Linked DNA regions of Mus musculus: regions 2 and 3 are each linked to region 1. A link is a loop called in an ENCODE intact Hi-C map of the cell type or tissue named here. Cell type or tissue: left cerebral cortex. All regions are shown on one strand. Each heading gives the region's core, and the rest is flanking DNA. Links, peaks and the distances in the headings are about the cores only.

Region 1 (8,121 bases), core at 1,703-6,702:
GACCTGCCTCTGTCTCCATTGGATTTAAAGGCATGTACCACCATGCCGAGTCCTTCCTTAAGGATTCTAACTAGAGATGTTGCTGTGCCTCCTGTGCGTGGGCATGGAAAGATACATCACCCTGGACAGGAAGTGATATTACATTAGAGAAGAGGAAGTTGTAAGGTGTAGAAAGCCATTGGAATCTCTGAGTAGTGATGAAACAGGAGAGATTTTAGGGGATCAGGTTGGAGGGCTTGGCCAGCCGTCAGGTAAAAGTCTGACAATGTAAGCAATCTAGAATCCACACCTGTAAGAAAGCCAGATGCAGGGGCACACATCTGCTGTGATCACAGACTCCCTAAAAGTGAGATGCAAGATGGTGACAGATCACCTAGAAGTTCAGCCTGGTGGAGGACACGACAGGGCAGAAATGACAATAGGGACTCTGCCTTAACGAGGTGGAAGGAGAGACCAGACCACTGAAGTTGCCCCATGACCTCCCCATATGAGCCATAGACTGTGCTTGCTTGTGCTCTCTCGCACACAGTACATACACTCTCTAATTGGTTAAGAGCACTTCCTGCTCTTATAGAAGACCTAAAGGGTTCCTAAGGCAGCTCACAACAGTCTACAATCCTAACTCTTGGGAATACGACTCCCTTTTGTGACCTTAGTGAGCACACTCACACTTGTGGGCACACAGAGGGGGGTGGGGAGGGAGAGAGGGAGAGAGGAGAGAGGAGAGAGGAGAGAGGAGAGAGGAGAGAGGGAGAGAGGGAAAAGAGCAGGAATGGAATAAAAGAAAAACAAACTTTTAGGAAATTTTAAATAGAAAACAGGAAAGCTCTTTCTGGCACAATGCCAAGTTGACCGTTTCCTCTGAGCACGCCCTGCTCAGGAATGTGAATGGGATGAACTTCAGCCGTGTGAAGTGAGACTGCTCATGCTAAGGATTTCTGTTTCTGTGGGTTATCATTTATCACTGGGTTTTTTAAATAGGCCTACTCAAAAGAAGACACTTACCCTCCTCTTTTTAAAAATAATTCCTGCCTCTTTCCCCTGGCACATATTGGGTGGGGGGGGGGGGGCTCACTCTGCTCTATGTTCAGAAACGCTCAATATAATGCCCCACTGTCACGATCTATAAACGTTTAATCTTGGACAAAAGGTCTCGAGCTTTCATTTCCCGTAAGATCTTTCGAGATCTGGAACTGGATCTGTTCTCCTGGGTGTTCAGGTTCCTTCCTTGTTCCTACAGACAGGAGATCATGATGATAGGTAAGTGTATTGGGGAAGGAGTGTGATATTCAAGGTATGAAATAACCAGTCCCCCTATGGTTAAGCTGTAGTTAAGCTCTAAGACTGTTTTCCTGGCCTGTGAATGGGGGTTGGGGGTAGTAGTAATGACTTCCTTGGATTTGTGTGTATGTGTGTGTGTTCTGTTATGTGTGTGTCTGTAAGTATACGTGTGCCTATGTATATGTCTGTGTATATATGTGTATGTCTGTAAGAGTATGTGTGTCTGTGTGTGCATGTGTATGTATCTGTAAGTATATGTGTGTCTGAAGTGTGCATATGTGTGTGTGTGTTATAGGTGTATGTGTGTGTATGTCTGTGTATGTGTGTGTGTTTAAGTGTACGTGTGTCTGAAGTACAGATATGTGTATCTGTGTATATGTGTGTGTGTGTAAGAGTAAGTGTGTCTGTGTGTATGTCTGTCTGTGTGTATGTCTGTTTGTATGTATGTCGGTAAATATATGTATATATGTGTATGTATGTAAGAGTAAGTGTGTCTGTGTGTATGTCTGTCTGTGTGTATGTCTGTTTGTATGTATGTCAGTAAATATATGTATATATGTGTATGTATGTATGTATGTATATGTCTGTGTGTGTAAATGTAGTGTGTTTGAAGTATAGATATGTGTGTGTATGTGTAAGAGTATGCTTGTCTGTATGTCTGTATGTATATATGTGTGTATGTCTGTGTGTGTATGTGTATATGTGTATGTGTGCATGTATGTACATGCCTATGTGTGTGTGTGCGCGCGCATGTGCATGCTTGTTGTAAGTCATCCTTAGGTGATGCTCTGGATGCTGAAGCTTTCCACTTTTTTTTTTTTTTTTTTGGAGATAGGATCTCTTTCCTGGCTTACCTTACCCAAGAGTCTGTCTGTCTCTCTCTCCCTCCTAAGCAGGTGCTAGCATGGCTGACATTTTTATGTGGCTTCCAGGGGTGGAACTCAGGTCCTCGTGTTTAGATAGTAAGTACTTTATTGACTGAGCTACCTCCCTATCCTTTCCTTGGCTTCTGTAGGAAATGAATGCCATATGTAATCAAAGCAAACGTTACTTAGCAAATATTTGTTGTTATTTGTTGAGGACCTTCAGAGGACAGACATTCAGGACAAATACAAAAAGGTATCTGTAGAGTTGGGCAGGTGGTATGTAGGCATGTTGATAGATGAGTGCTGACTTCTCAGAAAGGAAGAGGTGGAGACCTATCCTCCCACCACACTTACAGGGGATTGGATTCCTTGCTGTGGGAAAGAAAGAGCGGGCCTTCTAGGTTGCTTTCTATTGCAGAGTTATAAAAAAATCACGATCCTAAGCAACTCGAGGACAGGGCTTATTAGCCTCACGCGTTCTGATCACAGTCTAACGCGAAGGGAACTCAGAGCAGGAACACAGGGCAGGAACCTGAAGCAGGAACTGGGCAGTGGCAGAAACTGCTTGTTGTTTTTTTCCCTCCTGGCTTCTTCAGCCTGCTTCCTTACACAAGCCAGGACCACCTGCTCAGGGCTGGTCTCCCACATCAACTAATAAGAAAGAATATGCCCCACAGGTTTGCCTGCATGTCAGTCTAATGGAGGCATGTCTCTCAATTTAGGTTCCCCCTTCCCAGATGACCAGAGCTCATGTCAAGTTATTAAAAAATTAAGCAGCAAACACATCAGGTAAAGGAAAAGGCTGTGGCCTCAGAAGCCAGGAATGCATTTGGTATTACCTTCATCTCCTTCCACTAGCCTAGGGAGAGCCAAAAGCTTGGCGTCTGAAGCCACATTAGGTCGGGAGGGTGGTGGTAGTGGGAGCATGTCTGGATGGGTCTAATGTAATTTTAACACTGGGAAGTTTGTGTTTAATCTAGGAGAAAATGGTTTTACGGAGGTTCATTTCACTGGATAAGGGCAGATCCAAAAAAAAAAAAAAAAAAAAAAATCGAGAGCAGAGTTCCAGGAAGAAGTCCTGGGTGATGGAGGTGGAGGAAAAAGAGCCATCACTCGGTATCTTTTCTGGCCTAACTTTGATCTCTTCCCCATCTTAGATTTTTACCTCCCTGCCTCCTTCAATCCCAGATGCCGGTCCCCTTCTCTGAAATTATCCACGTCAAGCAAATATGCAATGATAATACATTTAAAAACCCACTTCCCATCTCCAAACACGGAGAAAAATGGGTCATTCTGCATCCTGTGCCCTTCTCTGGTACATTCTAAAGACAAAAATTCCAGATTGCAGTGGCGTGAAGGGTGACCTCCTACCAAAAGAAAAAGAAAATAGAAAAAAAAAAAATCCTGTTTCTTTTGCTAATGTTCTCGGCCTCGCTCCACCTCTCCAAATAGAGAGAACGAACTGCGGATAAAAATGCACGCATCGCAGCCTTAGCTCCTCAACCACATTTGGGAGAGGCCTGCGGGGTCGGGTGACTCAAGCTCGCGCGGGGACGAGCCGAGAGCGCTCCCGACTTCCCTGGAACCTTAACGTCCTACGGTTCACCTTCTCCCGATTGCGGGGTCCTCTCCCTGACCCAGATCACTCCCCAACTTGGTTCCCAGACCCCATCGGGAGCGCGGCTCCCCTTAGCCCAAGACGCCGCACCTGTGGGCTCTGGGTCGCCTCCCGCTGCGCTCGGGCGCAGCTCCCCGAGGCTCCGCTAGGGGTCTCTGTCGGGTGGCGAGCCGGGTGGGCGGGATCAGCTGACTCTGCCGGCTGCGAGCCCCGCCGCCTCGCTCCAGCTCTGTCAGTTTCCTCGGCGGCGGGAGGCGAGAGCACCGGGAGCAGAGCGAGCGCGGGGCCACCGGAGACGGCGGCGGCGGCGCGGACACAGCCAGGGCGCGGCGGATCTTCCACTCGCACACGGAGCACTCGGTGGCCCACGCAGGATCACGATGCTGCCCAGCTTGGCACTGCTCCTGCTGGCCGCCTGGACGGTTCGGGCTCTGGAGGTGGGTGCCGCGCCTTGGGAACGAGACTGGGGAGGCGGGCGCCGGGAGGACGCGATCCTCCCCACCGAGGAGCTTGAATCTCGAGACGTGGGGGGCTGTCACGGGTAGACCGCTCCTCGCCGCCCCCGCCTGCGGGCGCCCTGCGCTTCGGCGGCTCTGGCCCAACCCTGCCCGGGGACGCGCTGCCCGAGCGATGAAGAGGGAATGGGTTAGGGCGCTGGGGTCCCCATATCCGTGCCAGCCTAGGGCTGGAAGGCGAGGGGACGAGCCTGAACGCAGACCCTGACTCCTCCCTGCGTTGAGAGCTGGACTCCGGGATGCGAGAGACACCCAGTTCGAGGGGGAAGGGACACGTGTGGAAAACCGAAAGCGTAGCGTCTCAGGATTCAGTGCCCTGCGAGGAAATCGCCGCCCTTCCCCTTCCTTGGGGTCCTGGGTTGGAATGGGGGCAGCTCTGGATGCTGGGGAGCGCCTGGCTCACACTCCCTTCCCACCCCCGCCTGTCTTGACTGCGAAGCTGGGCTTTGCTCCTGGCGGCCGCGGGCGGCGGCTGCCTGCGCAGCGACCCTCTCCCGAGTCGGTGCGGGGTCGCGCACCGCCGCCTTCCTTTTGCAAACTTTGTGCATTTTCGTGTCTCCCTTTTGTGTAAGTTCCAAGTGATGGGAGGGATCGGAAAGTGCGGCCACCCGGCACCGTCCCTCAACCTGGACGTCCAGGACTCTTCAGTGCACCTCCAGTTTCTCCCTGAGTCTGAGAAGGTCCCCGGGAACAAAAGCCGCGACACCCCGCCCTCGCCGTCCAGGGCGCGGTGGCGGAGCCCTGGTAGTTGGTGCGCCACCGCCGTTCCTTTCCCCGAGCTGCGCGTCTGCCCCCGAGGGCCTAGAGGTGCTGCTAGGGCCCCGCGGTCTCCCACCCCCGCATCACCACCACCTACTGGCAATCCTGTGAGGGACTGCAAAGTCCTGAGAGAGAGAGAGAGAGAGAGAGAGAGAGAGAGAGAGAGAGAGAGAGAGAGAGAGAGAGAGAGAGCGAGCCGGGAGTGAGGCGTGCGTCTGGGAAGGGCAGTGCCTGGTGGTGGGGAGGCTGAGGCTCCAGGGCATCAAAGGAGGCGTTTGTCTGATTAAGGTGCGGCCTCCTATGGGGCAGATTTGGGAACTCTAGCTTAGTCACCCTGGGGGGGACACAGGATGCTGGGGAGGGTCCTCAGGGTTCCTTTTTTTTTTAAAAAAAAAAAAAAAGGGGTGCAGATAAAAGGATTGAATAGGGTGAAGATTAAGACGGAGAAGATGGCGCCTCTGCAGTGCAGCAAAGAAAAGCTGTGTGGAGGCTGCAGCCTGTGAAATCCACCCACCACTAGGTGTATAACAAGTCTTCCCCATTCATCCAACTCTCCAGCATGCAGCACAAGGCTTGTTTTCCTTTTTATCCAGAGATGCCTGGAAGTTGTTTGCGTGGCAGCTGGTTTTATTTCTCTTCATTTGTACCCTCTTCACCATCTAAGCATTTGCTAATAGCCCTTCCTCGTCGTCCTCCTCTTTCCCCTCTACCTCATAGGAATTTTCCCAAAAAGCAATTTCCGGGCGAGTGTTTTCCTGCAATTTTGTGGGGATTGGCTAGGCTATCACACTAGTATGAGTTTTTATTTATTTAATTTTTTTTAGCTCTTAATTTACAAGGTCATTGAACTTTTAGCCCCTCTGAATTTTTTTTTTTTTTTTAACCCACAAGTGGCTTCAGAATCTGTAAGTCACCTCAGACTGGTTAAAACAGGTCTTCGAAGAGTCTTAAGAATTTAGTGTTCCATTTTTTTTTTTCAAAGCCATTTAATCAAGGGAATTCTGATTTCTCTGACGACCTAAGAATTTAATTGTATAGTCATTCGGTTTTTCTAATTGTTTTGCTGTGCAGAAACACGACTAAGTAATTAAAGGAATAACTTTAATTTTTGGAGCATTTTACTTTTCTTGAGCATTTTTTTTAACTTGTATAAAAAGAGTCACAGTGTAGGCCAAGATGAACTGGATTTATGTTTTGGCTTGTGCGATTGCATATCCTTTTTCTGCCGAACATTTGGAGATGCTCCTGCAGTTATCATCACCTTTAAAGGGTTACTGGGAGCACTACATTCGTGCCTTTGGTGAGTCACTGGAAGGATAGGTAATTCATCCTGATGAGGTTTGACACACTTTGCAGTTCTGCGTCCACTGAAGCCACAGAATTATGAGTTGGCTGCGTTTTGTAAATCACAGAAAATCCGTCTGCTGCAGGTGGCTCTGCAAAAAGAACCCGTGTGATGGAGGGTGCTGATGATGGGGCCATGAGGGTACTGATGCTGGGGTCTCGAGGGTGCTGATGCTGGGGCCTCCAGGGTACTGATGCTGGGGCCTCGTCTTCCAGGGCGTCGGCATTTCCTGGTTTGGTTTTATTTTCCTGGTATGTTGAACAGAGGCATGCGTTTAGCAAACCGTGATGGACTCATCTTGTTTGCTTGTATAGAGCTGATAACTATCAACTTGCCTCGGTAGTGGTGGCTCCTTCACTGTCTGCGACTGCTGCCCGGTAGTGCCTCTCTGATGGTAGAAGCCTACTCATAGAACAGCGAAGCTGACATTCTTTTTTTGACAGGGATCCATCGGGAGTCACCGGTTACTGCTTGTCAGTGGGAAGCCATGATACTGGCAGACTATAAATGCTTCTTTCTTATCACCCCCAAGGGATAGCGTCCCTCATTACACTTGTAAGGCTGCAAGCAATTAAAAGATGGAACCGAGGAAATGAAAAGGTATATACAGGATCACAAAACTAAACTGGAAAATTCAAGATTTAAGATTAAATAGGAGAAAAATAGGATCAATGGGCTACTGGTTTGAAGGAAGGTGAAGTTACTTTTACGGCTAAGGTTTTTAAGTTTTTAGTTTACTGTTTATGACACGCCAATTTTCTATATCTCTGTGTTAAAGATTATCTGTCAGTCATCCTGCATATAGACGTGAAGAAGGTGCTTAATAAAATATTATGCGTTATTTTTGCAGAGGTGTTGTCGTGGGATTTACAGGGCATCTTTGACTAATACATTTCTTTTCTAATCTCTGCCTTTTATGTCAAGATGGACCTGCACAAACATACTTTAAATATCAAGCTCATGTTTACTTGACTGTATATATTTTATTGCCTTCTCCCACACTGGGTACAGAAGTATGCAGGGTGAATAAAGCATGCACATAATTATAAAATAGGAGTGTTGCGTACCAAAAAAGAAAGTACAGATTAGGCAAAGAAAAAAAAGAAAGGACACAGAAAGTGGGGTACTCAGAAAGTGTAGCAGGATAAAGACCTAGAATTAAAAAGAGTAAAGGAACAAGAGAACACGATAATCCTGGGATGTTTCCTGGGTGAAAGTCTCCAGCCAGGTTTGTGTCCTGGGTCTGTGAATGGAGGTTAAGTATTTGCATGGATTGTATTTGCTCACGCACAGACACTAGAGCCTACATGCAAGGCCTTTGTCTTATCTGTCTTCCCTGCTCTCGATTTCCAGCCAGGCACAGATAAGGTTTTACATAATGAAGGCGAGAACAAGTGTGGAGTTCCATTTGATTCATGGCCTCGTCTGTTCATTTGGGACAATTTGATTGATTGATTTTTAGGCCAAATCGTGTCTCTCAGCTCTGATCACCTTTATGTAAACCCCCATAAGTGGAAGCTTATGGAGCGTCCACTCATCCAGGCAAGACAGGAAATAAACAGAAACTGTGGCAGGTGTAGGCCAGACTCTGGAGCTGGGTGAAGAACTGGAAGAAGGAGACCAAGGCTGAAAGCAGCCTGGGAAGTATCCCTAGCACCATCTTGACCAGGGGAGGTAAGGACAAAAAGCTTCACCCACCATGCAAACTTCCAGGAGGGAAGGGAGAAGCAAATTTTC
Region 2 (8,121 bases), core at 1,523-6,522, 200 kb after region 1:
TCTGGGTTTCTTCGATGCCATTCCTCCACTTCTTTCTAGACCACGTTGCCAGTTTCCACACCAGCAAAGTCAGGACCGCTTCAGCCTCCTGACACGCCCAATTCTCTTAATGCGCTCAGAAGCGCAATTGGCCCATTTTATGAAGACAACTCTCTGTCCTTCTGTTCCCTGCCGCCATTCTTATCAACTGTGCCATCCATTCAGAACGGATTTGGGGTTGTGGTCACTTTCGACCACTTGGCCTGTGAGCCTCTGTAAGCTAAATGGTTGAAACTGTGGGTCCCCAAGGCTCCCATCAAACTCCCGCTGGCTTCCCTCCACCACTACGCTCAGATTTCTTTCTCTCTTTTACACTTGCCAGACCTGACCCAGGGGACTTCCTCCTCCCTTGCCTTCATCTGCCCTTCAGCCACTTGTTAATCCTTAAAGCTTGGTTGCCCTCTCTCTCCCTTCCTTATTTCTTCAAAATCCAGTCTGAGCTGAGGGAAGTTGTTTTCTGACAAGGGACAGAACACCGCCTTGGGAATGCCAGGCGGTGCAGAGTCACCGTGGGGATTACCGCGCTTAGACGTTGTTTTCTTTGGATCAGTCCCAGAACGCGTACAAAAGGATGATTGTGACTGTCAGCAGATATGACAGGAAATGGTCTCATTTCACACAATTCAGATGAATGTCATCTGTAGAGAGGAAGCCAGCCATTTCAAAGGAGAAACGGGGGGGGGGGGGAGCCCGTGGGTTACTTCTTCTACCCTAAACTCAGAAGGAATTTGCTTCACTAAATGGCAAAAAGCGTTGCTCTTCCGATAAACTCATATTTGCATTTCCCCTGGCAATTGAATAATCCCTTAGTAGTTAATTAACTGTAAAAGAAGATAAGATTGAGTAGCTGTAGGAGGAGGTAGCTTTTAAGTTTACTGCTGGGCTGGGCATAATCTATTTTATTTCTAATCAAAAGCCAAGAAACCATCTCTAACCTAGCCCAGAGGAAAGTCTACCTTCCCCAGCCTCCGTCTTTGATCCTATTGTACATCCTGGTGAGTGCTCTATGACCACACTAAGGAGACACGTTGGCACGTCAGGGGCGCTAAGCCTTTGGAAGTGGTACCCCTCCCCATCCTTGATGCCCAGGATTAGCTCACAAAGGTTCTTTTTTTTCCCAGCTGCTCCTTTTTCATGACTTGTTTATTGCAAATGCTTTCCCTTGCTCTGTGTTCAGAAGCCACGACTTAACCATCCTGATTTGTCTCCTTTGCTCTCTGTCTCTTGCTTCCTGCACCAGTCGAGCCTGTTGACGCCCGCCCCGCTGCTGACCGAGGACTGACCACTCGACCAGGTATCTGACTCGCCCCATTTCGCCTCTGCTCTCAGCACTGTGCGCTTCAGCAAACATGCCTCTCTGGGTTGCACGTGTTACGGGATAGAATTTAAAACGACTGTAGGCACCAAGCATGATTTCAGAGTCTTGGCTTCTCCTTATGCCTCATTTCCCAAGTTCCTACGTGATCTAGTGTTTGTTTGTTTGTTTGTTTGTTTGTTTGTTTCTGAGCCTTCTTTCTGAAACAAAGAGAGTCTTTTCAAATGTGGGGCTCTTTTTCTTGATTTCTTCCTTTTTTAATAAATGAAGAGTGTGATGTGGACCCTGTCCTCACACACGGTAGAGGCCCAGGGAGGTGTAGATTTCAGTGGGAAATTGATTCTTGCTGAAGACATCTCCTTCCTCTCTTGTTTAGTATTCATGGGGGTCCTTGAGTGGCCTCAGACTTTTGTTGGTTACTAACATAGACACAATTTCCTTAAAATATCATTATTGGTATTTCTCCAGCTCCAGAAATACTTAGTGCCCTCTGTGGATTGACTATGCTTACGCTCAGCCAGTGGCTGAAGTAACACAACAGATGGATATGCATAATTTTGCAGAGAAGCCCTTTTGTTTTTCTGTCTTACAAATTTCTTCACTATCAAAATAGATATTTCTTTTTATACAGTTTCCCAAGATTAAAAAGAAATGGGTTTCGACCCCCTATTCTATGTTTAGCCCCCGGCTAAACTTAAAGTCTTAAGAATAATGTCACACCGCAAGAGACATAGAACCCGCTTGTGTCTACTCCTTGCACAGCCTCACCCCACTGATAGTGACCGACAAAGTGAATCAGAGAGGGGAAAGTCAATGAATTGGAAGATCTGTGTATTGTGGAGAGATTTTCTTCCAAATAGCACATACCTTCCCACGTTTACTTTCTTTATGCCCAGATCCCATGAGATACTCAAGAGCAATGTTAACATCCCTTGGGGACATCACTAAAGGGAGGTAGTTTTGCTTCCTGGTTCAGAGGTATCCCCAGTAAGACCAGATATGGCCACGCCCCTCTTCTTGCCATTCAAATCTCTAGCCTTGGCTGCTGCCAGCCATGGTCCTAGGGAAAGACTTTGAGAGTCCTTCTGGCATCACACTGATCCCATGATGTGGTTCAGCACCTGAGCAGAAATTGCAGAGTGATACGTCGGAGGACAGCTGACCTCATTGATCTGACGAACGTCTTGTCTGAAGTGCTTTTAAAAGAACCTTGAGTTATATAAGTTGTACACTCTTTGGGCTCTCTCATGTCCTCTTTAATGACAGTGTCACTAAGTAAATGTCCAGGGAACCAGCAGTTGACCTTCCCATGCTGTTCTGCCAGCCAGTGAAGCCCAAGGCAGGGCCAGTAAGTCCAGTGAGTCCTCACCACAGCTACAACCAGCTCAAGCTGGTCTCCTAGACTTTTTAAAATAGCACGCTACTCGTTTTATTTTTTTAAAGATGACCTATTTTTTATCTATAAACATAAAATGTAATATTGAGGCGTACATCCAGCCGATTTTATTACATTCCTCTATTATATAAGGATGTACTTGTTCCTGTTCAAATAATCCAGCACTCACACAGTCAACCAGCTCATCTTCTCACTCTGTTTATGTAAACTGAACATGTAAAAGGCATTTTCATACACTGGCAAAAAAAAGTCATCTGTTTTGAGAAAAGAAACTAATGGCGTTCTACAGAACAGGGAAAGCCTACAATAACAACAGTATTATCCCATGAGACATCAATGTTGTAAATTCTGTGAATACTCAAAAAGAATAAATGATAAGGTTCTTGCTCCCGGGGGCCTGAGATGTAATCAAAAACAACTCACTTTGAATTTAGAGAAAGATGGGAGGACAGGAATATATGAGGACACACAAAGACGTTTGGTGACAGAGCATGTTATCCAGGGAACTCTCTGGAAAGGAGCTTTCCACAGAGAGAGGGGAGTGGGAGATTTAAGGCCCAGGGGAGGGCGAGGAGGAAATCAGTTAGATTAGAAACTGTCCTGGGCTTGTCCTTGTAAGACCTGTATCCATATATCCACATCCTTCCAAAGATAGCCACCGAAGAGGAAGATGGTATACACCAGGCATGCGGAAGCCAGCTAAGCTGCAATTATGAGCATGGAATTTGCTCACCGTGTCTGAGGAGTTGTGTAGGCTCTATCATCTGTACTTCTGTGTTGGCAATGAGTCTGCCGCATATTCAGACTGATACCTTCCTACGCTGTGCACCTGTTCCAATAACTCTACAGCCACCTGTTAGGAATCCACACTCTGGACTCTGCCACATTGCATCTGTAGACTTTTCCGGTCTTAGATGCCCTTCCCAGGATTGCCCTCCACCATTGCTCTTTAATAATCTTTCTTGTCACTCAGAAACAAAGAAATCAAGGGTGTGAGTTTTGGCTTAGTCCTTTCTATGCCCTGTTTCACATCACCATGATGAAGAGAATGATTTTCTTTCTTATCTGAAAAACCAGGATATTGTAACTTTTAGAAGATAGTGTCACCCACAAGCCACAGCAATAATGATGCCGATTTTTAGACACAGTGACAATCCCAGCTACTCACTCTTCCTGGAATGTTTCCAAGCAAAAACTGGACTCTTGCAGACAATAAGAAAACACATCAGCAGTCTCTTCACTTGGTGTGTTAAGCTACCCCGCCATTATTCCCTGTCCCATCCTTCTCCAGGCCTAACAATCTAGTTTCGTGACCCCAAGAGATATTTTCCTATTGATTTATTTCATTGTTCTATTGTTTTGTTAATCTCTCTGTAATAATATTGCTTAGTGCGTAGAACATCTTCTAAATGCCATTACGTGCTGAACAGCAGTGAAAGAGGGACTCTTTCTGCTGAGTCTTACACTACTGAACTGTGAACATTGCCAGTCGTGCTAGCATGTGACGTGAATTTGATTTTTTTTTTTTGCCTTTTTCTGTCATCAGATACACTGTCAGTGTCCTCTCCACCATACCAGGAGCTTATACGGTTTTAAATGGGGACGTAATAATTGACATATTCATCGCAATGCTGTGCTCTCTGCCTCCCCCACCCCCTGATATAAAAGGGAAGACTACTTACAAGTTTTCACTAAAATCTCAGAAGTAACTTTAACTGCCGTGTTACTACTCGCATGTGGTGAGGGAAGGCTGCATTAGAAAGAAATCACTGTTGATCTAACGAGGAAGTAGGTCAGGTTTTATAAAGGTTTGGAGGAAGATGAAAATAAGCAACCGGGGTGATTTAAAGAGCATTCATGTCACTGCCACATTAGAAAAAAAAATAGTGTCAGGAAGTACAGAGAACAGAGTGAGTTATAATATGAAAAAAATAAAGGTAATTTTTTTAAGTAATGTAAAAATAGAAGGTTGCAGTTCTTCAAGTAGTATCCAAGGACAAGGGCTGTCGAATGAAAACAAGCAGAGCTAATGAGATGAAACAGAAAGGGGACTTACAGGTCTCGTTGTGTCTTTCCTGTCTAAATTAATAAAAATGATCTCCCGATGAAAGGAAATTAAAGTTCAGATAGAACACCGTGAGAAAAGAAAGCGCTAAGCCTTTGTATTCGTTGCCTAGTCACCTATCGCTGTGTAACAAGTAGCCCCAGAACTTAGCAGCTTCATAGAGCAAGCGTTTAGCTCCTTACAGCAGTTTCAGCCAGCCAGCATTTTAGCATAGGGCAGAGCTGGCTGGTTCTGGCTCAGGCTCTTTCATGAAATCACAATGAAGACACTGCCAAAGCTGTGGTCTCCTGAAGGTCTGGCTAGAGCTGACAGAGATCAAGCACTCTCTTGGCTGCTGTCAGGAGCCTTCGGTACCTTCCCATGGCAGCTGGCTTCCCACACACCAAGAAGTACAATAGAGGGAATAAGAAAGAAGCTTTGGTGCCTTTTATAAGGCATCAGTTCTGCCATGTTCTACTTACATAGATACCATATCATCCCCTGCTCCGGAGAACAAAAGAACAAAGTTCTGGTTTTTTGAAATCATTATTAATAATAAATGTGTGTTGTATACTCACATATGTAGACAAGTACAGTTCCCTACAACCCAGGCTAAGAACACATGAAGAGGAACTTGAACAACAGTGGCTAGTCATTGTGAGAGTTAGAACAGAAGAGTAGGAAGGCCCAGCTAGAAGGAAATGGGGAAGTGTGATCCAGAGGCAGAAGCGAGGGAGAGCAGCATTGTACTGTGAGCAGATTGGCATTCATCATGAGCCTGGTTTACGGTGGGTTGTCCAAGGGAAGCGTTGTGGGCAGTTAGACAAGAGGTGGTGATGAGTCACACCCAGCATGGACTGCCCAGGTCTGTCAATTATACTCACTCTCAGCAGAAGCCATGCTGACTGGCTGACGGGCTTTCTCAGTGCTTATGACCTTGTGCTTTTCAGGGTCAGCAGGGGGTTGACAAGTTTTCCAATACTTGATGGACAAGATTGGAAGAGCCATTAGACCCAGAAGAGGCAATGAGTTCCCACAGGAGTTGCGGGAATTCACAATGTGTAGCCAGAGAAAGGAATCCTCACTGCCTTGCCTTTAATGTCTGACACACGTGCTCAAACCTACCTGGTGTCACAGATAGATGCCTGGCTCACTCGAAATAGGACCAGGCCCTGCGGTGTAGGTTACAGGGAGACCGTGTTGCAGTAATCTGTAGGAAACAAAATCATTCTCTCTGGTATGCAAACTGACCTCTACCTTTGAATTCACGTAGGTGCTAAGAACCTGCCTCCATTGGAAACATCATGGAGGAGGTGGCTCTAAAAGCCCTTCCTTCATAGCCTCAGATTCTACTTCAGTAGGATCACTTCAGAAAACACGACAACTGATGCAAACGGACATCCCTTCTGTCTGTCTTCACTTCCATTTCTAAAACATATTTTACCTTTTAGTTTTGAGCCTCAGATGAATAGTTGAATCATGAAACGCTGTAAGAATTGGTCCAAGAACCATGCAGCCACGTATAGAGAAAGAGGAATTAGGTAATGAATTCTATTGATCCCAGAGACGCTCTCTGTTCATTGTGTGCTCCTTTCGAGTCAGCGGATGAAGCGATTCCACGGGGCGTGTTCAGCTAGAGAGCTGGGATGCTGAGCTAAACAAATTATGTGACTGACAGTGCTACCGCCGTGCAGAGAAATATGAACATGATTTACTTGCAATTAGAACAAAGCTCCAAAGTAATGGATTTGTTCTCCCAGGTCGTTAAAGTTCATTTCCAAAGCCGTGCATTTCGTTTTTCTTTAAGCAGTCCCAGCCCATAAAAAGTGCACACATAATAAACAACAAGCCGCTAAAACCAAGTCAACATTTCTTAGGTACAATTTAACCTGGCATCTTAACCAGCATTGATTTTTCCCCCCTTTCCCTCCCTCCCCTTTTAATTATGGCATGTGTTTGGCCACACAGGCATTACATATTCAGCGTTCTTCAGTCTTTTTGTTTGCTAGGTGGTGGTTAATGGTTTAAATCTAGGGTGTCATTTTTCTTGAGAAAAATCCCTAAATCCGTTTTTCCTAAAAGCTCTGGCCAAGAGAGAACTTTAAGGCAGTTTTTGCCTCCTTGTGGCTGGCGGTCACACTAACGGATGGCCCTGCATACTTTGTGTTTGACGCAGGTTCTGGGCTGACAAACATCAAGACGGAAGAGATCTCGGAAGTGAAGATGGATGCAGAATTCGGACATGATTCAGGATTTGAAGTCCGCCATCAAAAACTGGTAGGCAAAAATAAACTGCCTCTCCCCGAGATTGCGTCTGGCCAGATGAAATACGTGGCACCTCGTGGCTTGTCCTGTGTCAAAACTGAGAAGGACTACTGGGAATAAAACCAAAATGCCTGCCTAGATCTTCACAAAGATAGGAAGGAGAGGAAGTGGGGCTCTGTTGATAGTTCTTGCTGAGCAGAAGCCGCTGAGCCCAGGCGGAACATACAAGTGTAATTCAGTCCAACGTTGCAGCTACGTGAGCTGACTTCCTAGGAAAATGGTTTTTTCGGGTTAAACACATCTAATCCCAATATCCAAACTGGAAGGCAGGATACCACAAACAAGAAATTCAAGTCCATGAGGCTCTGATATTACTGTGTGGGGGAAGCATAAGTGAATTTCATTTAGAGGTGGTCCCAGTTTCCAAGATGGTCTCATTATGTAAATACCAAAAAAAAAAAAAAGTTAGAAATCAAGATTTTCGAAACCCTTTTGGTCATGACCATTCTCGGTCCACGATAGTTTTATTTGAAGAATTGGTCTTAAATAAGCATGTGGGGAGTACTTGGTTGTAGGGATGCTCTCTCGCAGTGCTTGGTTAAGTTCTCATCTACAAATGGATAATTTCAGTCCATTCCAACCCCTCCTCCTTCCTACTGCTTCCCCACCTCCCAGTATTTCTTTGGCTTACAAGGGAAAGTTAGCAGAGACCCTTTAAGGTGAGTGAAGCCCAGCGGTGACTTTGCCGCCTCAGCTTCTCAGTCAGAAATCTTGGGCAAGGCAGATAGCAGTTTCTCTAAAGACAATGGCGGTTTTCTTCCTAATGTCAGAATTAGAATGAGTAGAGAAGCACGGGTCTTCCTTATAGGTAGGCGGAGATTATATAATTCTCTACCAAAACCTCAGAAATTCAAATAAGCCAAATTCCAGATCGTTAGAGTTCCTTCCATGTTACCAGTTATCACAATAAAGGACTTGAGTGGGAATTTTAAAAACGGTAAGAAAATACCTGTATAGTGGTGCTTGATAAGAACTCCAGCTCTGTGGTTGGGTGGAGTGTGG
Region 3 (8,121 bases), core at 1,523-6,522, 82 kb after region 1:
GGTACAACTGTGGAGGTCAGAGAACAACTTTCTGGAGTCAGTTCTCCCCTTTTGTTTATTACCTAGGTTTCTTGGTGAGAATCGAGTCGCCAGGCTTGCATGGCAAACACTTTAAGCTCACGAGCTAGGCCTTGAGCAGGCCTTGCAGGCCTGCGTGCATATATTTTCCTCGAGATGTTCTTTAGTCTTCTGTCTCCCTTTTGACTTGATGAAGACCTTTGCCCCACGGCCCGTTTGATTTCCGTTATCACTACTGTGTAGGCTTCTCGGGCTTTCTTTGTTCTTCAGAGAACTCTTGGCTTCGTGTCAGTGTGCTGATCGCATGCATTTCTTGAGCAGACATCTTTGCTGTCTGTCCTTCACAGTTCTGCCTCCTGATCTGGTGGTTAGAGGTCATAGGAGGGCCTGTTAGCCTTCGACTCTTTTGCAGTCAGGCAGCATCAGGAGTCCATGTCTCCAGCTCCGTTTATCTGTGGAATCACTGATGCTCTGAGCACAGATTCTCTTGATTGTAGTCTTTGCCTTGCTGTTCCTTCTGTGCATTCCTTCATTGTTTTCCATCACAGGCTCTTTTTGTAGACTTCAGAAATCCTAACTACTGGTGTTTTTCTACAGCCTTTCTCCCTGGTCGTTCATTTTGTATAACTCACATGCTTGCCAGAAAATTCCATCCATGCTGTGGTTTCCCTAATAGCCGTCCTGAGTTATCATGCCCAAGGCAAGGTTTCTTCTCTAGGAAGAGTCTCAGATTTGGTGTGACCTCTGGAGTACTGGCACATAGCTTTCTTGGACATTTCAGGAGATACCGGTAGATGCCAGTTCCTTATGAAGAAATGCTGGGCAGTGGTCGAGCATTTGCCTGCCGTGAGTGAGGTCCTGGGTTCGAGCTCCAGCACTGCCAAATGAAACACTACTAATAGATGATAAATTTGAGATTTTTAGATTAAACCGTGCTTAAACAGTATGCTATTTTTATCACTTAATTTATTGCTAAATACCATTTGCAATGATTACAATTTGTCATAAGAGAGGAGTATAGTTATTCTCAGCCTTCTGAAAACTATGCAGATAGGTATATCTGTGCACATGCATGAATGTATATGTGTGTGTGCATGTGTGTGGTACATACTCACGAGAGAGAGAGAGAAGGGGTAGTTATGAGAGATTGAGAAGGGCTGGAGAAAGCAAGAAGGGAGGGTGTTTGTGCATGTACACCCCCTACGCCTGTTCCTTTCTTTTATCAAAGTCTCCAGGACTCTTGGTTCCTTGCTTAAGAACTAATTAAGTCCATGTGAACTAGGAGTCCTGCTGCCAATACCTGGCAAGCATTCATGGCCTGATTTTTAATATATTTTAAAGTGGTACTGTGTAATTAACACATTCTTAAATTTTGACTTCTAAAAAGCATTTTGGAATACTTCGGTATAAATATAAGATTGGTTGCAAAGTATTGGTTAAAAATATAGATGTGGTCTCTAGTTTAGAATGATGTTATTTTATGAGGAGAATTTAGGACTGTCCTAAAGCTAGGGACCAAGGATATGGCTCAGTGGATAGAGATGTTTGTGCATAGGATGGGAAAGCTGAGTTCAGGGCCCACATCTTGGAGAGAAATGACCTTTGAGAGTTGTCCTTTGACCTCTACATATACTTGCTTGAATTCTCTCTCTCTCTCTCTCTCTCTCTCTCTCTCTCTCTCTCTCTCTCTCTCTCTCACACACACACACACACACACACACACAGAGAGAGAGAGAGAGAGAGAGAGAGAGAGAGAGAGAGAGAGAGAGAGAGAGAGAGAAATTTAAAATTAGAGCTGAAAAGACGAAAGTTAAATCATCTGCAAGCAAATGCAGAGGCCGCTTGCTGAGGGAATGCTAACTAGAGTTGCCTAATGAATCAAAAAAATGGCAAATGCTTAAAATTCAGGAAAATACAGATAAGACCTATTATTTATTGTTGTAGTTGAATATTCTGTTGAGATGGGACTGGTTATCAAAGATGTCCTTTGTACTCTACGTGGCTTTTCGAATGTCAGCTCTATTTTCTCGGAGAGATGGGCTACTGTGTCTAGGCTTGGAGATAGCCATATAGCTTGAATAGAACCCCAGACGAGCTGATCGTGCAGATGTCATGTGGCATCCACTGAGGTCAAGAGGAAGGAGTGGCTTTGCCTTTATTTTCTTTATTTTCCTTTCTGATGAATGACCTCAAGGGCACACTTCATACAACTTTAAGCTTAGACCAGAGAACTCCTATAGTCTGCTAAAGTGGATGCTGTTGGAAGGGCTGCCTCACTCACACTTCTTCCAGAAGATTCTGCTACGTATTGTCAGTTTGCCTCAGTGTTTTTCCTACACCACATTCCTGGGGTAAAACAACTCAGATCTGAATGATAACTTTGCTTGAATGCATGTTCGTCAACAAGAAAGGCAGAAATCATACCATCTGAAAGGGGGTATCCCCTTTAATTATTTCAAGCCTTAGTCACATAGGTCCTCCTTCTGATTGTTTAATATAAAATGAGAGATGTAAGTTCTCCAAAAACTCTGCTTGTATCTTCTATTTTTGAGAAATGATTTAAGTGCATTTAAAAGCTTAGTCTCTGCTTGCCCAGAATGCTTGCTCTTCAAAATATCTGCTCCCCGGAGAGGTAAACTCAAGTTAGTCTTTTCATGTGACTCTGGATCGTTGACCTGGAAGACTTCGGGGTAATGGAATGGGCTTTGGCACTGATCGCTGTTTTCTGGTTGAGTACCCAGCCTGGAAAGGAAGGCGTGACTGAGCCATGTGCAAAGGGGGAGGGTGGGTGGAGTCTAACGATGTTTGAAGCATGAGTACACCTTCATTTGATGCCTCGATTTACTGAGGGAGAGAACTCTAAACTGCTGCATCCATGGATGGATGGAAGTGCCTCAGCTTGTAAGGATGCTTATTTAAATGATTTTGCATATTCAAATGATTCTACAGCCAATCAAACGCATTCATTCCCTGCCTGGTGAGTGAAAACTGAATGACACTTGTGCTCCCTCTGAAAGGAACAGACGTTTTCATTATCAAATTCAACCAAGCAGAAAATCTGGCGAAGGGAGCAGAAATCTCCATTTATTTACATCTACCATCGACTGTTTGGTGATAGGAGATTAGTAGGTTGAGGAAGAGCCTTGTTCTCATTTAGCTATGTGACCCTAGACTTTTGTCTCCTTGAAAATACTTACTTAGGTTATGAGCATGAAGCCAACCAAAAGTCTCAAATTGTGCATATATATTTAATTCTCTATAGATATTTCTGGTGCTTGTGGGCAGAGAGAAGTCCTAGTCACATATTAACATTCTATGTCTTCCTTATACTTTAAAGCCATTGCTTATCAGCTGTAAAAGCTTAACTGCTGCCTTTATGTTCTGTTAGCAGAGTGTCCCCATCTGACTTCCATTTTATTTGCATCAGCCGGTGTAGTTCATCATAAAAGTCTGCATTAGAGAAGTGGATCAGAACCCTCCAGGGGAATTTGCTGCCAAAGCATAGTTAGAGATCTACCTTTTGAATCCTCCATATAATTCTTTCTTGCCCAAACCTTTCTCCGTACAAGTCCAGGAATTCAATTATTTCAGCTCTCTGAGGAGCAGTAAGCTCCAGAAAATTGATTTGCAATAATGAAACTAAGCCTTGTTTACAAATCTGAGTGGCACTTTCGAAGACTGGACTGGCATGGTGACAGGAGGAGGGTACGAATTTATCTAGGGGCTCACCCCCTTTGAAAAGATCATGTTTGTGGAAACACGGCTGGAAAGGATATAGGTAATTTCTAAAAGACCTTGATGGGTCATGTTTTAATCTGCTTCCTTTTTAATTCTATTATCTCCTGTGTTGCTCATCCCTAGGTGTGCTGCTGAGAGCGAGTGCTTTAAGAGAGTGAGTGCTGATAGCTGACCATAGTGCTCTGATGCCCAGTTAAAAGCTGAGCCAGTTTCAAGGGGTATGGCCTCATTTCTTTGCAGTTGACTTGTTAAGTGCTGTGACATTTTTTTCCCATTCTCTTCTTTCTCCCCATAAGATATTTGACCCAGTGAGAAATGGGCCATTTTTCTTTGCGTACATGGGATTTGAAAAGCTGGTTGGACACCATGACGTCTCTATGTGTCTAGCCGGTGACTAGAAATGCCAAAAGAGAGGTCAGCCTTGGAAGAGTAGAGAAAGTGACTGAATCCTTAGGCCCGAGTGGTATTCCTGAGTGACAGTGGAAAATGAGCAGAGGGCAGAGCTTTGTGCAATCAGGACTGTTAAAAAGTGGGTGGGGGGGCGGCACTGAGAGTGAGCTTCACACAGAAAGCGGAGAACAAGAGCGGTCTGGCTTGCGGAGAAGCGGGAGGAGAGGACTGAAGCTACAAGAAGACGGTGGTGTGATGGAGTGGTCAGGGAACACGGGGACTGAGACCAAAGCATTTGGTGTTGACCTTGAACGAACTGTTGTCGATCGTCATGTGCTGAGCCACGTGGAAAGGATCGGAAAGATTCCGGCAAGGTTTAGAGAATGACGGACGGACTAGAGCTCGGGCAGAAACTCTCTAAGTGCCTCTTCCTGTCTTGATTATAGCCTGCCTCACACAGGGGTTTCTGGATCTGGCACATGGAAGACCGGGCTGTGTACTTTTTCTTCCCACTGTGATGTCAGGTTTTGCTAATGACTGGTGGTTGTCGTGCCTCACTGTACCTCAGCCTGGTTGGCGTTTTGTAAGTAATTATGTGGGTTTTTTTTCTTCTCTTTCCTTTTTTTTAAAGCACCGCATATAACTCTAATTAATTACATCTTTTTTTTTTAATCTATGTGGCTTTGAAAAAAATTTTTTTAATGAGGCAGAAAAAGAAAAGCGTTTGGGGAAAGCGGCCAGCGAGGATATTTGTGTTTCAGGAGACAATGTAATATAGGACGGTGTCTCTGCAGGGTCCACTTTTTAGCTCCTAGGAAACAAGAATGAGTTTAACCAAAGGAGGCTGAGGCCTGGTGGGAACCGACGTCCTTCGGTTTCCATAGCGGAGCTAGTCACATATCCTATAAATACAAAATATAATAACAGCAGAACTGTCGAAAGTGGAGGAGGGAGAAAGGCAGGTATGGTAAGCACTGATTAGGGTGGTAACAAAGCGAATCCTGGAGGCGCATCTCTCAGCATCTATGCCGTTTACGCTCACACGATGAACAGTATACTCACATAGTAAAACCGTGCAGTATCAGTGGACAGTTGCATTCAGATCCAGACTCCTGTTCCTCTACTAACCCCTGTCTTGGGCTTCACATGTTCTCCCAAAACCCCTACCTGTCCGAATTTAGCTCATGGGTCCTCAAAAGAAATTCCCGATCTTTAAAATCCTATGGAAGGTGTCTTGTGCTCACTGCCAGCCACCAGCCACTAGTGGCCATACAATACTGAAGACAGCTACTCCAGACAGCTTTGCAGGTATAAAGGCAAACCGTGGAGCAAAGGAAAATACAGCATGCTTTAATAAGTATTTGTGCAATGGTTTCACGTTGAAAAGACAAAATATAGGATGCATAAATAAAATATGTTCCCAGAGTGAATTTAGTATATATTGAGTATGGAAAAATGCATACTGCTTTTTAGAATGTGCCTGAAACCACATATGTGAGCTACTTTTTATTTCTGTTGGGCCTGACTGCTCTTGGTGCACACTGCTTGCATATGCCTCATTTCTCCCATCTTCTACGGATACAGCTCCAGGACAGGTTAGCATTTAGTGGTACCCACTGATGTTGAGTAGCCACTTAAAATTGCATCACATCATGTTAGATTTCGATGTTTATTTTCATTACTCTTTGAATTTCTCTGGCCAGTAAGCCTTTTTTAGAGTGTCTCCACTATGAAAAACTGAGCATTCTTATCATAAAACCTGAAATTCCAAAAGCTTCATAATTGGGGACTTTCTAGATGCCACATCCTGCCATAAATGGAAAATCCTATACTGTAAAAACTTGTTTCTTGTCCAAACTATGAAAGGAATTGCAGAGGGTCAGTGTGGCCTCATGTGTAAGCCCAGCATTCTGGAAGTAGAGACAGGAGGGGGGAGTATTCAAGATACTGAAAAAACAAAAATGTGGTAAAATTGCTGGAGAAGTGGCCAATTTTAAGAACCGGGCAGTAGATAAACAAGAAGACCCTACAGCATCTTGTCAGAATCATAAAGTCTGTGCAGGGGGGTATGCCCGATGAGTACAGGAGACAACTCCCAATAGCTAAAGGTGGACCAATTTAGGCACACAAACATAATATGTACACTGTATGTGAAATATAACACATATACTCACACACACACTTTCATTTTTAAAGAAAGTCATTACACGGAGCCCACGACTGGGATGGAGAATCACGCCCCACTTTTCCTAGGTTAGAGTTTATATGTGTAAAGTATTTAGAATTCTTCTGAATAGGAGATTATCTTTTTTTTTCCCAGTGTTTCATCACTTAGACTAATGAATTTTCCTATTATACGTCGATATTTAATTCTGTCCTGCACAGTGTGTGTGTGTGTGTGTATGTGTGCACACACAAGCACACATGCTCACTTTATATAACCCCTATAAAAACTTTGTGATTCCAACAAGATGCTGTAGGGTTGTCCTTTATCTTCTCCACAAATCTAAGAATCAATCATTTCTCCAGAGTCCTGTTTCCTTTTGTTGGAGAATAATAGAAAGATCCAATATCTAGGCTTTGTGTGCTCATTGCTGCTGAAGTGTCTGCTTTGTTGCTGATGGACCGAGGAAGTCCCCTTGCTACTCCTCGATCTTATAGTATGGATTCCTGTAGATATTTCTGTAGCTCTCTGTGTCTCAATTAGCATCCCTAGGAGCTCACCCTGTTGATCCCTCTATCACCCACTGGACTGTTCTACTTCCCGTGCTTGTCTGTAAACTCTCACCCCACTGTGAGCATCTGCCTTCCACCCACCTTCCTTTGCCTCCACCATTTAATTCAGAATGCTCTGATGACAACATCACAATTACAGTACTTTAAATTGTGAAAGCTCTTTAAAAAATCCTAAAATTGTTAGCCATTGTTGATCACTATACTTTGAAAAAATATCATTATTATTTCAAAACAATTATTGTTAACAGAGAGGTACAGGTAGTCTGTTTCTCTTGAACACCCATCTCACGGTTAGTGTGTTCACGAACGTGAGCACATCTGCGTGTGGTATGTATGTGAGGCAGAACTCTCCTCACCTGAATGAGTCTGAAAGACTTAAAGGAAACTTTTAGTGCTCACTTCTTGGCTTGCAGCTTGCTTGAAACATTCACTCAGCTTCTGCCATCTGCCAAATTGTTCTCTGAAGAAACCCAGCTGCCAGCTGTTATTGTAATAGTTACGGTGACACTCGGGGTGACAGCACAGCCACTTTACAGAACCGAGTCATTTACTCATGTGTTCCTGAGAACCCAGAGGTGACCCTCACCATGAAGCAAAACTCTGCCTCATGCCGAGCCAGTTGAGAGGCATTTTGGTGAAATACACTTCTGAAAACATTCTTTCCACACAAATGCCTCCCGGAGCCGTTTGCCAGCTGGTTGTCAGCGTGCGCCACTTATAGGGCGTCAGTCCATCTAACGTGCTGAAACAAAATATATATATATATTTAAATAAATTTTCCAAGTAAATATGAGTAAACATTTCTTCGGTCTGTAGCTATCACTTTGGTATGTACATATGCAGTGTGAACTAAAGCGCACATAAATCTAGAGTGGGTATTTGTACGTTTGCGAATTTATGGGGACATGTGAGACACATCTGATCCTGGGCATCTCCATCCGGTGTGAAGTGGCTTCTAGTTTGTGAGGCAGGAGTAGGCAGGCTTTGTTTCTTTCCTCCCGGATCTTTTCAGTTTGACTTCCATTCTAAACTCTTCATCCTAGTCTGAGGTGGTGTCACTTTTCCCGTGGATAAGGTCAACAGCACCAGCCTAGTCAGCTATGATGCTAATGACAGGCGAACATGCCCATCTCCCTGTGTTCCTCAAAAGTGCTGACCAGATTTGTAGCTGAACACTGTGTAGCCTGCCCTCACCCACCCATGAGCTCATGCAAATTGCTCTTCTCTGAGAATTCACCC

Evidence for each region. A loop is a pair of places that touch in the nucleus more often than their neighbours do. Peaks named below come from ENCODE experiments on the same cell type or tissue, not always from the same donor. Only the 100,000 strongest peaks of a DNase experiment are listed, where the experiment ranks them.
Region 2: it touches region 1 in a loop (4-fold over the local background); 5 of 42 quality-filtered maps call a loop at or near these places.
Region 3: a loop joins it to region 1, with 4 times the contacts of the local background. A loop is called at or near these places in 10 of 42 quality-filtered maps.

Annotation. Positions count from the first base shown.
Region 1 is chr16:85,169,583-85,177,703 of GRCm38, reverse strand. It overlaps App (amyloid beta (A4) precursor protein), which reads left to right and starts at 3,997. Exons shown (of 18, transcript NM_001198823.1): 1 at 3,997-4,202. The coding sequence starts at 4,146. In left cerebral cortex, for the core only: CTCF peaks have their summits at 3,893, 4,776 and 5,573; DNase peaks (open chromatin) are centred at 4,628, 5,094, 5,532, 6,638 and 1 more place; H3K4me3 peaks cover 3,292 bases; H3K27ac peaks cover 3,395 bases.
Region 2 is chr16:84,964,620-84,972,740 of GRCm38, reverse strand. App (amyloid beta (A4) precursor protein) reads left to right here. Exons shown (of 18, transcript NM_001198823.1): 15 at 1,280-1,333; 16 at 6,971-7,071. It overlaps Gm10791 (predicted gene 10791), which reads right to left and starts at 530. Exons shown (of 4, transcript NR_045889.1): 1 at 1-530. In left cerebral cortex, for the core only: no CTCF peak of the experiment used is centred there; DNase peaks (open chromatin) are centred at 1,992, 3,509, 5,578 and 6,423; H3K27ac peaks cover 3,632 bases.
Region 3 is chr16:85,087,633-85,095,753 of GRCm38, reverse strand. The region is part of intron 3 of App (amyloid beta (A4) precursor protein); the gene reads left to right. Among named protein-coding and RNA genes, the nearest start is that of App, 82 kb to the left of the region's middle. In left cerebral cortex, for the core only: no CTCF peak of the experiment used is centred there; DNase peaks (open chromatin) are centred at 2,919, 3,676, 4,571 and 5,204; H3K27ac peaks cover 1,618 bases.